Linked DNA regions of Homo sapiens: region 1 is linked to region 2. A link is an interaction called in ENCODE POLR2A ChIA-PET data of the cell type or tissue named here. Cell type or tissue: B cell. All regions are shown on one strand. Links, peaks and the distances in the headings refer to the core of each region. The heading gives the core; the rest is flanking DNA.

Evidence for each region. Peaks named below come from ENCODE experiments on the same cell type or tissue, not always from the same donor. Only the 100,000 strongest peaks of a DNase experiment are listed, where the experiment ranks them.
Region 1: POLR2A ChIA-PET joins it to region 2 with 7 read pairs; 2 of 35 experiments call an interaction of 5 or more read pairs at or near these places.

Annotation. Positions count from the first base shown.
Region 1 is chr4:40,295,592-40,302,416 of GRCh38, reverse strand. No RefSeq gene overlaps it. Among named protein-coding and RNA genes, the nearest start is that of LINC02265, 8.2 kb to the left of the region's middle. RefSeq lists an enhancer at 2,049-2,178. In B cell, for the core only: no CTCF peak of the experiment used is centred there; DNase peaks (open chromatin) are centred at 1,466, 2,066, 2,264 and 3,556; H3K4me3 peaks cover 705 bases; H3K27ac peaks cover 2,275 bases.
Region 2 is chr4:39,593,545-39,600,369 of GRCh38, reverse strand. The region is part of intron 2 of SMIM14 (small integral membrane protein 14); the gene reads left to right. UGDH-AS1 (UGDH antisense RNA 1) reads right to left here. Exons shown (of 5, transcript NR_047679.1): 5 at 5,663-6,825. Among named protein-coding and RNA genes, the nearest start is that of SMIM14, 42 kb to the left of the region's middle. In B cell, for the core only: no CTCF peak of the experiment used is centred there; no DNase peak of the experiment used is centred there; H3K27ac peaks cover 1,830 bases.

The DNA of each region.
Region 1 (6,825 bases), core at 1,058-6,057, 700 kb before region 2:
AAGAGAGAGCAATATTGTCAAATTTTATTTAGACAATATTATAACATTTAACTAGACACTATATCTAACTAAAGACTAATTCCAAGGTCTGCACTCACTTTGGTTTTGTTATGTATAAAGGGAGAGAAGTAGATGTTAGGTGTTAAAGATAGCTTCAAACGAAGACTTTTTCTTGACAAAACCAGAAAGATTGAAAACATTTGAAAAGGGACTAACTTTCTCAGTGTGTGACTCAATGCTCTTGATCCTTTGTATCCCTAAAATCCTCTTGTCGGGGTACAATTTGGGAACTAACGACTGATATGAATATGGAGAATGCTCATTTGAATAAGGAAAAATTGTATAGAATTGTCCCAAAAGAAAATAAAATCAATTTCATTACTCTCCAACCTCAACTGGTTCTCCATAACACAACTGTGCACCCTGGTTTATCTAGAGGGTGCAATCTTTTTAAAAGTAAAACAAACCGGAGCCTGCAGCACAAGTGAACCCTGCCTTTTTGGCAGGTGTATCCGGTAGAGAAACAAAACACCGCTCTGTGGTTAGGCTACTGGTGCTCTGGAGTTCAGCACATTCACAAATCAGCCTGTCTGGGAGGGGGCTCAACCACACACATAGACCCAGGGCCTTTGTAAAAATATCTCCCAGCCTCTTTGGGTTCGGAAGACAGTGCTGATCCGGAGCTGAGCAACAGCGACAGGCAAGTGTGGGCCACCCCACCTGCCTGGCTGTGCACTGGGCCCTTTCCAGCCCCAGCCATCATGTTACTTATATAGACAACAGATAAAATCCTACTGCACCGATTGCAGAGCTTGGCTGCAGTATAGACACATTTCAAGAAGTCATACCCCACTGTCCAGGGTTTAACCCCAAAAGACAAGACCAATATCTAGTCACTCTGTGAATTAGACAGTGTTTTGAGTCCCATAAGAAGGTGGAGAGGGTTTCTCACCAACCCTCCTTTCTGCCTCTGTGTTCCTCAGTCAGTTTCCATGATGTATCATTTGTATTTGGATTGCTGAGTGGTCGGCAGATTTAATTGGCTCTGGAAGTAGAGAAAGGACTGGGATGCCACGTGGAGAAGTGTTTCCTCTGTTCATCCACAAGAAGTCCCAGTCTAGGCCAGGCGCGGTGGCACATGCCTGTAATCCCAGCTCTTTGGGAGGCTGAGATTAGGACTTCGAGACCAGCCTGGCCGACATTGTGAAACCCCATCTCTACTCAAAATAAATAAACAAATTAGCCAGGAGTGGTGGCAGGCACCTATAATCCCAACTGCTTGGGAGGCTGAGGCAGGATAATTGCTTGAACCCAGGAGGCAGAGGTCGCAGTGAGTCAAGATCGTGCCACTGCACTCCAGCCTAGGCAACAGAGTGAGACTTGGTCTCAAAAAAAAAAAAAAAAGGTCCCAGTCTTGTGCCCATTTTGCAGATGGGAACTCAGAGGCTGAAATGAGTCACTGAATGCTGAGGTCTGACAGCAGGTCTCTGGCAGTTCCTTATGCTGTATTTCCTTAGACCTCTGGATTTCTGGCATATTATTCTTTTGAGTAAATCACTACCCCCACCTGACATAAATCGTAAAGAAGGAGAAATAATTAATACTTGCCAAATACTAAATACCTTAAATAGCTCCCATTTAATGCTAAAACCCCATGAGGTTGAGATATATATATGTTTATCGTCTCCCCTCTACCAAAGAGGAAATTGAAATACAAAGAGGTTGTCGAAGATTGCCCAAAGCGAGGAATCAAGCCCAAGTAGTCTGACCTCAGTGTTCAAACTCAAAATCACTATGCTGCCGTCTGAGGCAAATATACCTGCATTCAAATCCAGGCTCTATCTACTAGTAGAGATGTGTGTCTTGAGCAAATCCCTTGACCATTCTGGCCAGATGGTCACTTTACATATGTCCATCTTCTCATATGTAAAAATGGATAAAAATATTCCTTACCACTTACGGCTGGTAAGAAGAGAAGTTAAATGAGGTAATGCAGGTACCATGCTTTGCATGGTGTCCCGCTTGCAGGAAGAGCTCAATAAATGGTAAGTATTATTAGCAACATCATCATATCCCAAAGGATCAGCCACCTCTCTGTGGCTGATCTGGGCAGGGGAAGCCCACAAGACAGAGAAAAACTCATCCTCCTCAAGTGGTCTTTCCCCTTCAAAGCTGCATGCCCCACGCATGTGCAGGGGGCCCTACAAAACACTTTCAGAGCCATCAAGGATGTTTGGAGACAGTGACAAAATCCAGGAGATAGATGGCATCATAGACCTCTGAGAACCAGTCAGTGTGCTGAAGATCTACATGTGCCCCAGGACATTTCAGAGAATGAGTTCACTGTGAGCAGTGAACTGAGGAATGCCCACTCCTTGATGAGAACCATAAAGTTTGCAGAAATTCTACATATAATGGTTTTAAAACCGGTCTCAAAATTCTTTGACTCTGCCCACAATGAGAGGTGCGGTCCAATTCCCTTACCCTTGAATATGGGCTGGGCTTAGTGACACTGGGTGACTTCCAAAGTTACATTACAAAGGATATTTACCTTGGCTATCTCTCAGGATGCTTGCTTTTCAATTCTGCCTCCCATGGTAGGAGGAAACTCACGTGACAATGGAGAGGTTGGGTATAGGTGCTCTGGTCCTCAGTCCCAGGAGAAGTCCTAATGAACAAGCCAGACTTTGGGATGACCCCAGCCTCAGTCACGATCTGACTGCACCTCATGAGAGGCTCCAAGTGAGAACCACTTCCTGAACCCAATCAATAAGAAATAATTATTGTGTTTGCCTCTAAGTTTGGAGTCGTTTGTTATACTGCAATAAATACTTGGAACACTCATTTTTATTAATTTATTTTAAAATAGGCTGGGTGCAGTGGCTCATGCCTATAATCCCAACATGTTGGGAGGCCAAGGCAGGAGGATCGCTTGAGCCTAGGAGTTTGAGACCACCTGAACAACATAGAGAGAACCCCATCTCTAGAAAAAATTTTAAAAAAATTAGCTACGCGTGGTGGCACACACCTGTGGTCCCAGCTACTCCGGAGGCTGAAGCAGGAGGCTTGCTTTTGTCCAGAGACTTGAGGCTGCAGTAAGCCGTGATGGCAGCACTGTGCCCTAGCATGGGCAACAGAGCAAGACCCTTTCTCTTAATAAATTAAGTAAGTGAAATAAAAATAACTGTAATAAGAACTAGAAATAGGAGTCACTTTATGCTTTCTCCTGAGGAAAAAGTGGCGAGGTAGCCTTCCATTGGAATAAGCCTGAGAAGTATTCTTTAGCTCCCTAAGCCATCAAAACTAGGAAAGCTTTGTCATGGATTGACCCTTGAAGGCCTCTTTGAAGCAAGACTGGGGCCAATAGAGAAGCAGAGCCTGATCCCTAGGCAGGTGCAGCATGTCAGGCTGTAAATACTAACACAGAGGTTGTCAGCAAACCATCAGGCAACACCAAGCATTTTCCAGGAGTGTTAGCAAAGTTATTGGCCCTTGACACTTGTGGAAGTGAACATTGCAAGCCTCAGCAGCTCCAGATCACCAGGTGAGAGGTGATTGGATCATAGAGGTGGATTCCCCCATGCTGTTCTTGTGATAGTGAGTGAGTTCTCATGAGATCTGATGGTTTTATAAGGCAGTTTTCCCTGCTCTTGCTCACTCTCTCTTTCCTGCCACCCTGTAAAGAAAGTCTTTGCTTCCCCTTCCTCTTCCGCCATGATTGTAAGTTTCCTGAGGCCTCCCCAGCCATGTGGAACTGAGCCAATTAAACCTCTTTTCTTATAAACTACCCAGTCTTGAGCAGTTCTTTATAGCAGTATGAAAACAGACTAATACACATATATATACAGACAAACACACAGGCACACAGGGCTCTACTACCTTGCTAACTGTGACTTGAACAAATTATGTAAACTCTCTTTGTCTTGGTTTTTTCATGTCTAAAGTGGAGATAATAATACTTTCCTCATACAAGTGTTGATATGTAAATGAACTTCAAATACTAAGAGCAATCGAATAGAGCATGCTCAATGAATATAAATTATGACAATAATCCATACATATATGTACACACATAAAAAAGAGACTGAAGGCCAGGCACTGTGGCTCAAGCCTGTAATCCCAGCATTTTAGGAGGCCAAGGCAGGAGGATCACTTGAACCCAAAAGTTCGAGATCAGCTTGGGCAATATAACAAGATGCCATCTCTACAAAAAAAAAATTGTTTTTAATTAGCCAGGTGTGGTGGCGCATGCCTATAGTCACAGCTGCTCAGGAGGCTGAGGCAGGAGGATCACTTGAGCCCAGGAGGTTGAGGGTGCACTACAGCCTGGGTGACAAAGCAAGACCCTGTTTCAAAACAAACAACGAAAAAAGAGAGACTGAAAGAAATTACTCCAAAGAGTTACTGTGGTTATCTCTGGGACCTTTTTAACACTCTAAATTTAGTTTTTAACGTTCAATATTTTTTAAATTGACTTAATCAGTGGGATTTTTAGGTCTAGGAAAATAAAGATGGAGGATAAATTAACGCTCAGCCATGTGGTACAGATGCAAGATGTTGTAGAGGTTTGTTAGATGGAGATCAGTGAGGACTACAACAGTCAGGATAGGTTTCTTAGGGGTGGTGGTGCTCAAGATAGACATGGGAGGATAGCTGCCTTTTCCAAGGACTGGTTCCATTCACTTTTCTTCTCTCTTTCTCTTTGTCTCTCTCTCTCTCTTTGTCTCTCTCTCTCTCTCTCTCTCTCTCTCACACACACACACACACACACACACACACAGATGCATACATGGACATTCACACTGTTTTGATCTCCAACTACACCAGATGCTGAGGCAATAAAGAAACCATCCCTGTCTTGAGGAATTTCCTAATGTGCAAAGTACACACATAAACAAGCATCCTTTTAATTTAATACAGCAAGTATTTAGTATAGCACCAGCCACACATTAATGCTCAGCCACGTGGCTCAGTAGGAGCACAGGCACAGTATATTAGCCCACCCTGGCCTTCGGATTGGCTAATTCTTAGAAGTGGAATTTATTGAGAAATTTCTTAGTCATCTCTGGCTCCTATGGCAAAATAGCATAGACTGGGTGGCTTAAACAACAGCTTTTATTTCTCACAGTTCTGAAGGTTGGAAGTCTAAGATTATGGTGCCAGTAGACTCAGTATCTGGTGAAGGCTCACTTTCTGGCTTGCAAACAGCCACCTTCTTGCTGTACTCTCATACAGCAGGGGTGCCAGGGCAGCAGCCCAGGGATAGAGCTCTGGTGTCTCTTCCTCTTTTTAAAAGGGCACTAATCCCACCATGGGGCTTCATTTTCATGACCTAATTACTTCCCGAAGGCATCCCCCCTCTAATATTATCATGTTGTGATTAGGATTTCAAAGTATGAATTTTTTTTTTTTTTTTTTTTTTTTTTTTTGAGACAGAGTTTCACTCTTGTCGCCCAGGCTGGAGTGCAATGGCACAATCTTGGCTCACTGCAACCTCCGCCTCCTGGGTTCAAGCCATTCTCCTGCCTCAGCCTCCCAAGTAGCTGGGATTACAGGTGCATGCCACCACACCTGGTTAATTTCTGTATTTTTAGTAGAGACAGGTTTCACCATGTTGGCCAGTCTGGTCTCGAACTCCTGACCTCAGATGATCCACCTGCCTCGGCCTCCCAAAGTACTAGAATTACAGGCATGAGCCACCACACCTGGCCTTCAAAGCATGAATTTTAGGGGGGTATAAACATTCAGTCCACATCAAAGGATGAGTAATGACATGGTATATGCAGTAAACTATGAGCAGTTACCTACCAAAAGAGAACCCTTCAAATGTTTTCCCTCCCCACAGAATCCTTTCCACAAACAAAAAATTATATGCAAGAACCCAGTAGATAAAATTAGGTTGGCTGGCCTGCTGCCATGGACCACACCTGTAATCCCAGCACTTTGGGAGGCTCGAGGTGGGCAGATCACTTGAGGTTAGGCGTTCCAGACCAGCCTGGCCAACATGGTGAAACCCCATCTCTACTAAAAATACAAAATTAGCTAGGCATGATGGCAGGTGCCTGTAATCCCAGCTACTTGGGAGGCTGAGGCAGGAGAATTGCTTGAACCCATGAGGCAGAGGTTGCAGTGAGTTGAGATCACACCACTGCACTCCAGCCTGGGCAACAAGAGCAAAACTCACCTAAAAAAAAAAATGTATGCAGCTGTGGTTAATTTTGTCTGTCCACTTGGCTAGGCCATGGTACCCAGATATTTGGTCAAACAGCAGTTTGGATGTTGCTGTGAAGGTATTTTTTAGATAAGATTGACATTTAAATGTGTGGACTTTGAGTAAAGCAGATTACCCTCTGTAATGTGAGTGGGTCTCATTCGATCAGTTGAAGTCCTTAAGAGAAAAAAGACTGACTCCCTTGAGAAAGAGGGAATTCTGTCTGCGAACTGCCTTCAGACTTGCACTGAAACATTAACTCTTCCTGTGTTTCTAGCCTGCTCCCAAGCTTTGGATTTGCCAGACTCCCTAAAATGTGAGCCAATTCTTTAAAATTAATATGGATCAATTGATAGGTAGATGATAGAGAGATGGGAATAGATGACAGATGGAGATGGAGGTGGAGGTGGAGATGGAGACAGAGAGGGAGATAGAAATGGAGGTGGAGGTGGCGAGAGACGGAGATGGAGATGGAGGTGGAGATGGAGGCAGAGATGGAGATGGAGATGGAGTCAGAGATGGGGATGGAGATGGAAGCAGAGACGGAGATGGAGATGGAGGCAGAAATGGAGACGGAGATGGTGGTAGAGATGGAGATGGAGATGGAGGCAGAG
Region 2 (6,825 bases), core at 637-5,636:
CATTATGAGTAATAGAAATTCTGGATGATTAGGCTGGGCACGGTGGCTCATGCCTATAATCTCATCACTTTGGGAGGCTGAGGCAGGTGGATCACTTGAGGCCAGGAGTTTGAGAAAGGAGTTATTAAAGTGTATTTTGTAGCTCACATTGGAGAGCCTGGCATGGGAAATAGGATAAAAGGGAGGGTAAGTTGTCAAAACAAGAGCCAAAGTCATGCCCCAATGCCAGCTGGGCTAAGATGCTCATGCTTCTGGATTCCAGGTCTTTGTATATCCAAATGTTGACACATCTTTTCCATTTAGAAACTAATAGGCATTTTAAATTTGACATGTGTGTAACCAAATTTATCTTGCCCCTAAGCTTATTCTGAATGTTCAGGTAACAATTTCAGTTCAATTATCTTTTACCCTCTTTTTCTTTTTTTTTTTTTTTTTTGTTGTTGTTTTTGAGACGGAGTCTCACTCTGTTGTTCAGGCTGGAGTGCAGTGGCACGATCTCGACTCACTGCAACCTCCGCTTCCCGGGTTCAAGCAATTTTCCTGCCTCAGCCTCCCAAGTAGCTGGGACTATAGGTGCGCGCTACCATGCCCAGCTAATTTTTGTAATTTTAGTAGAGACGGGGTTTCATCATGTTGGCCAGGATGGTCTCGATCTCTTGTCCTCGTGATCCACCCGCCTCAGCCTCCCAAAGTGCTGGGATTACAGGTGTGAGCCACTGTGCCCAGCCTACCCTCTTCTTTCAACCCACATCTGATGCAGAACCATCCTTTGGGTCAACCTTAAAAATACATCCAGAATCCAGCCATTTTTCACACCTCCAGTGCAACACCTTGGTCTAATCTACCATCATCTCTTGCCTGGATTGCTGCATTTAGCCTCTTTATGGATCACCTTGTTTCTGCCCTCTTGCTACCCCCAAGCCCCCTCAAGTTTAGTCTCACTACAGCAGTTGAAGTGATCCATTTTAGTTAAGTCAGTAATGTTTCTCCTTTGCTCAGAATCCTACAGTAGCTTCCATGAGACTCAGAGTAAAAAAAAATGAAATTTACATGGTCCTGTGTGATCTATCCCCTTCCACCCTACTCTTCTCCTTTGCCCACTTTGTTCTAACAATTCTGGCCCCCTTGCTGTTCCTGGAAAACAGGTCACACACTAAGGGTCAAGAATCTAAACGACTTTAGACTTCTCAACAGCAAAACTGGAAACTAGAAGGCATTGGCACAGTGGCTTCAAAATCCTGAAGGGAAGTCATTACCAGTCCAGCATTCTGTATCCAGCCAATCTCTCAATCAAGTTGGGGGAGTATGCTTTCATAGGAAGTTCCTAGAGGATGAGCTATTTTTCACCGAAATGAAGGCATAAGCCAAGAAAGAAGACTAGGATTTTGAGTGTAGAAAGCAGATCTAGCACATACGAGAAACAAAGTACCTTCCAGGATAATGGTGAAGGGACATCCCAGGGTGGCAGCTGTGCATCAGGACTACAGGGAGCTGGCTTAGTTGCAGGGGGGCGGTGGATGGGGGTGTGGGGGTCACATGGCTCTGGGAGAGACTTTTTTAGAAAGATGAATTGGTAGAATACCTGGTGAGTCTAGACATCTTGTGATCTAGGGAACTGTAAACAAGTTTTGAAAAGTCATAGAAAAATGCAAAAAAAGTACTAACTTTAAAGAAACACATTAAGTAGTACAGAAAAGAAAAAGTAATTACAGTATAGTTTACTGTGTGGCTCAACTGTGAACGTTTATGTAGTTATAATTGATAACTGAGTACTGAACTAAACAACTTTATGATACAACCATTATTAGGGGATGGAAAGAGTATACACGGGGTCAGGGAGGAGAAGCAGATCTTCATACTCTATACTGGTACATCTATGGGTATTTAACATGGAAAAATCAAGAAGTAGCAATAATGCATATTTATATATAAAAGACATGGAGGTAAGCAGTAAAACAATCAGCTAAAAGTTGAAAATGGTTGCCTCTGGAGGGAGAAGTGGGTAGGAGGATGAAAAATTACTGTTTTTCAGAACAAACCTTATAGAACTGTTTGACTCTAAATTGTGTACACGAATAACTAAAACAATTAAAACTACCACACAAAACAGAAAGCAAAACCTTTCAGTGAGTACAAAAAGGAGGAATAGGTCTATTGAGTAGCTGGATCTGTTGTGCCTCTTTTCCCTTCTATGCAGTATAAGGTAACTGGCTTAGGCCTTTGCTACCAGGCTAAAACCACGAGAGTTGCTGTCTAAGACAAGTAGAAAACTTTTTGTGGGGAGGACTCCTAGTTGCATGTTAAGGACCAAGAGGGAAACCAAGGAAACCCTGAACTCTATAGTGGTTGTAAATAAAGTGAGAAGGAAGAGAAAAAACACTTGGTTTTGGAATGAAATATGATATAAAGTCTTGTAATGAAGTCTTCCCTATTTTGAGAGTTAAGAGGCTCTTTAGCCTGCCTGCATACTTCCTTGATTAGGGAAGCTGTTTGTATGCCCTAACTGTTCATTGAGCTAGTCCTTCATTAATGTGAGCAGAAAAACAGGCAAAGTAGTTGAAGAAAATAAAAGGACCATGATGTAGTGAGGTACAGCTACATTAGAAGACAAGATGAAGTAAATACTTACTAATAGGAAAAATCATGAACATTACGGTTATAAATGCAGACTCATACATGTTTGTTTTGTTGGGTTTAAATACCACCAGTGACAGTCTGGCCAACATGGTGAAACCCTGTCTCTACTAAAAATACAAAAATTAGCTGGGTGTGGTGGCAGGTGCCTGTAATCCCAGCTACTCGGGAGGCTGAGGCAGGAGAATCACTTGAACCCCGGAGGCAGAGCTTGCAGTGAGCTTAGATGGTGCCACTGTGCTCCAGCCTGGGCAACAGAGCCAGACTCCGTCTCCAAAAAAAAAAAAAAAAAAAAAATACCACCAGTGACAATGACTTTCTGAAATGGAGGACAGGTCTTGGTAGAGCTTTAAATAAAACTAAGTACAATTTTCCCTGATTTAAATGCTAAAGTCCAGTTTAATTCCTTGAAAAGTCAATACCATCTGAAAATTATATTTTTCTGTCAGATGAAGTTAGATTATAGGCTCAGGGTTTTCATTTTTGTGAGTGTCTAGTAGGACATTTTTAAGCCATGTAGGATGCAAGCCAATCACAACAACCAAAAATCTGCTTCTCAGATGTCCAGAATACTCTAGGGAGTCATATGGATGCACTGGGGAACCTTAGAATGATAGAAGAAGTAGGCTAAAAAAAAAAAAAAAAAAAAAGGGAAACCTGGGCCGGGCACCGTGGCTCATCCCTGTAATCCCAGCACTTTGGGAGGCCAAGGCAGGCAGATTGCTTGAACCTAGGAGTTCAAGACCAGCCTGGGCAATACGGCAAAATCCCTTTTCTACAAAAAATACAAAAATTAGCGGGGCATCTTGGCACATACCTATAGTCACAGCTCCTTCAGAGGCTGAGGTCAGAGGATTGCTTGAGCCTGGGAAGTCAAGGCTGCAATGAGGTGTGATTGCACCACTACACTCCAGCCTGGATGACGGTGAGAATGCAAAACTATTAGAAATACAAAGAGAATTTGATAAACTGATATTTTAGAAGTATCAGAGAAGTGCTAGTGAGTGCCATAACGAAGACTTTGTAGGCTTGTGTATTGCTGAAGTCAGTACAATGTTTTTGCAAATAGTAAAAAAGGTTCAAAGGGATATACCTCAAACAGTGGTTACAGTGGGGAGGGTTTGAAGGGGGCCTAGTCCATTGAAAACCTCTAATGTAAGTACTAGGATTTCTTTTTACAGATAAGGAAACTGAAGTAAGTTAGTTTTCCCAGGTGTTGGAACTGACCAGAGAGTGGCAGAGACATGTTCAGTCCTGACCATTTAGTTTTAGGCTGTTGCTTCAGCATCATGTTCTTCTTGGTTGGTCTCCTTTAAGCACCTTAAAAAGCACTATATATGCGGCCGGGCCCGGTGGCTCACGCCTGTAATCCCAGCACTTTGGGAGGCCGAGGCAAGTGGATCACCTGAGGTCGGGAGTTCGAGACCAGCCTGACTAACATGGAGAAACCATGTCTCTACTAAAAATGCAAAATTAGCCAGGCGTGGTGGCACATGCCTGTAATCCCAGCTACTTGGGAGGCTGAGGCAGGAGAATCGCTTGGACCTGGGAGGTGGAGGTTGCGGTGAGCCGAGATCACGCCATTGCACTCCAGCCTGGGCAACAAGAGCAAAACTCCATCTCAAAGAAAGAAAGAAAAAAAGGCACTATATATGCAATCAAGGGTGGGGTAGAGGAGTAGGAGGAAGGAGCAGGAGGCATACTCTTCAGTGTATTTTTATATTTTAAAACCATGTGAATGCATTACCCACTCAAATAATTAACCTAAAAATAAAACTTCTAAGCACCTTGTACAGATATATACAAAAATTAGTAATTACAGGCCTGGCATGGTGGCTCACCCCTGTAAACTCAGCACTCTTCCCAAAGGAGGCAGAGGCCACCGATCACTTGAGTCTAGGAGTTTGAAACCAGCCTGGGCAACATGGTAAAACCCCTTCTCTACCGAAAATAAAAAAAATTAGCCAGGTGTGATGACGCGTGCCTGTAATCCCAGCTACTCAGGAGGCTGAGGTGGGAGAATCGCTTGAGCCCAGGAGGCAGAGGTTGAAGTGAGCCAAGATTGTGCCACTGCACTCTGGCCTGGGCCACAGAGTGAGACTCTGTCTCAAAAAAAAAAAAAAAAAATCGTAGTTACAGAAAACGTTTTCATTGAAGAAGAAACTCTTTTATTTTATTATTATTATACTTTAAGTTTTAGGGTACATGTGCACAATGTGCAGGTTAGTTACATATGTATACATGTGCCATGCTGGTGTGCTGCACCCATTAACTTGTCATTTAGCATTAGGTATATCTCCTAAAGCTATCCCTCCCCCCTCCCCCCACCCCACAACAGTCCCCAGAGTGTGATGTTCCCCTTCCTGTGTCCATGTGTTCTCATTGTTCAATTCCCACCTATGAGTGAGAATATGCGGTGTTTGGTTTTTTGTTCTTGCAATAGTTTACTGAGAATGATGATTTCCAATTTCATCCATGTCCCTACAAAGGACATGAACTCATCATTTTTGATGGCTGCATAGTATTCCATGGTGTATATGTGCCACGTTTTCTTAATCCAGTCTATCATCGTTGGACATTTGGGTTGGTTCCGAGTCTTTACTATTGTGAATAGTGCCGCAATAAACATACGTGTGCATGTGTCTTTATAGCAGCATGATTTATAGTCCTTTGGGTATATACCCAGTAATGGGATGGCTGGGTCAAATGGTATTTCTAGTTCTAGATCCCTGAGGAATCGCCACACTGACTTCCACAAGGGTTGAACTAGTTTACAGTCCCACCAACAGTGTAAAAGTGTTCCTGTTTCTCCACATCCTCTCCAGCACCTGTTGTTTCCTGACTTTTTAATGATCGCCATTCTAACTGGTGTGAGATGGTATCTCATTGTGGTTTTGATTTGCATTTCTCTGATGCCCAGTGATGGTGAGCATTTTTTCATGTGTCTTTTGGCTGCATAAATGTCTTCTTTTGAGAAGTGTCTGTTCATGTCCTTTGCCCACTTTTTGATGGGGTTGTTTGTTTTTTTCTTGTAAATTTGTTTGAGTTCATTGTAGATTCTGGATATTAGCCCTTTGTCAGATGAGTAGGTTGCAAAAATTTTCTCCCATTTTGTAGGTTGCCTGTTCACTCTGATGGTAGTTTCTTTTGCTGTGCAGAAGCTCTTTAGTTTAATTAGATCCCATTTGTCAATTTTGGCTTTTGTTGCCATTGCTTTTGGTGTTTTAGACATGAAGTCCTTGCCCATGCCTATGTCCTGAATGGTAATGCCTAGGTTTTCTTCTAGGGTTTTTATGGTTTTAGGTCTAACGTTTAAGTCTTTAATCCATCTTGAATTAATTTTTGTGTAAGGTGTAAGGAAATGATCCAGTTTCAGCTTTCTACATATGGCTAGCCAGTTTTCCCAGCACCATTTATTAAATAGGGAATCCTTTCCCCATTGCTTGTTTTTCTCAGGTTTGTCAAAGATCAGACAGTTGTAGATATGCGGCGTTATTTCCGAGGGCTCTGTTCTGTTCCATTGATCTATATCTCTGTTTTGGTACCAGTACCATACTGTCTTGGTTACTGTAGCCTTGTAGTATAGTTTGAAGTCAGGTACCGTGATGCCTCCAGCTTTGTTCTTTTGGCTTGGGATTGACTTGGCAATGCGGGCTCTTTTTTGGTTCCATATGAACTTTAAAGTAGTTTTTTCCAATTCTATGAAGAAAGTCATTGGTAGCTTGATGGGGATGGCATTGAATCTATAAATTACCTTGGGCAGTATGGCCATTTTCATGATATTGATTCTTCCTACCCATGAGCATGGAATATTCTTCCATTTGTTTGTATCCTCTTTTATTTCATTGAGCAGTGGTTTGTAGTTCTCCTTGACGAGGTCCTTCACATCCCTTGTAAGTTGGATTCCTAGGTATTTTATTCTCTTTGAAGCAACTGTGAATGGGAGTTCACTCATGATTTGGCTCTCTGTTTGTCTGTTATTGGTGTATAAGAATGCTTGTGATTTTTGTACATTGATTTTGTATCCTGAGACTTTGCTGAAGTTGCTTATCAGCTTAAGGAGATTTTGGGCTGAGACAATGGGGTTTTCTAGATATACAATCATGTGATCTGCAAACAGGGACAATTTGACTTCCTCTTCCTAATTGAATACCCTTTATTTCCTTCTCCTGCCTAATTGCCCTGGCCAGA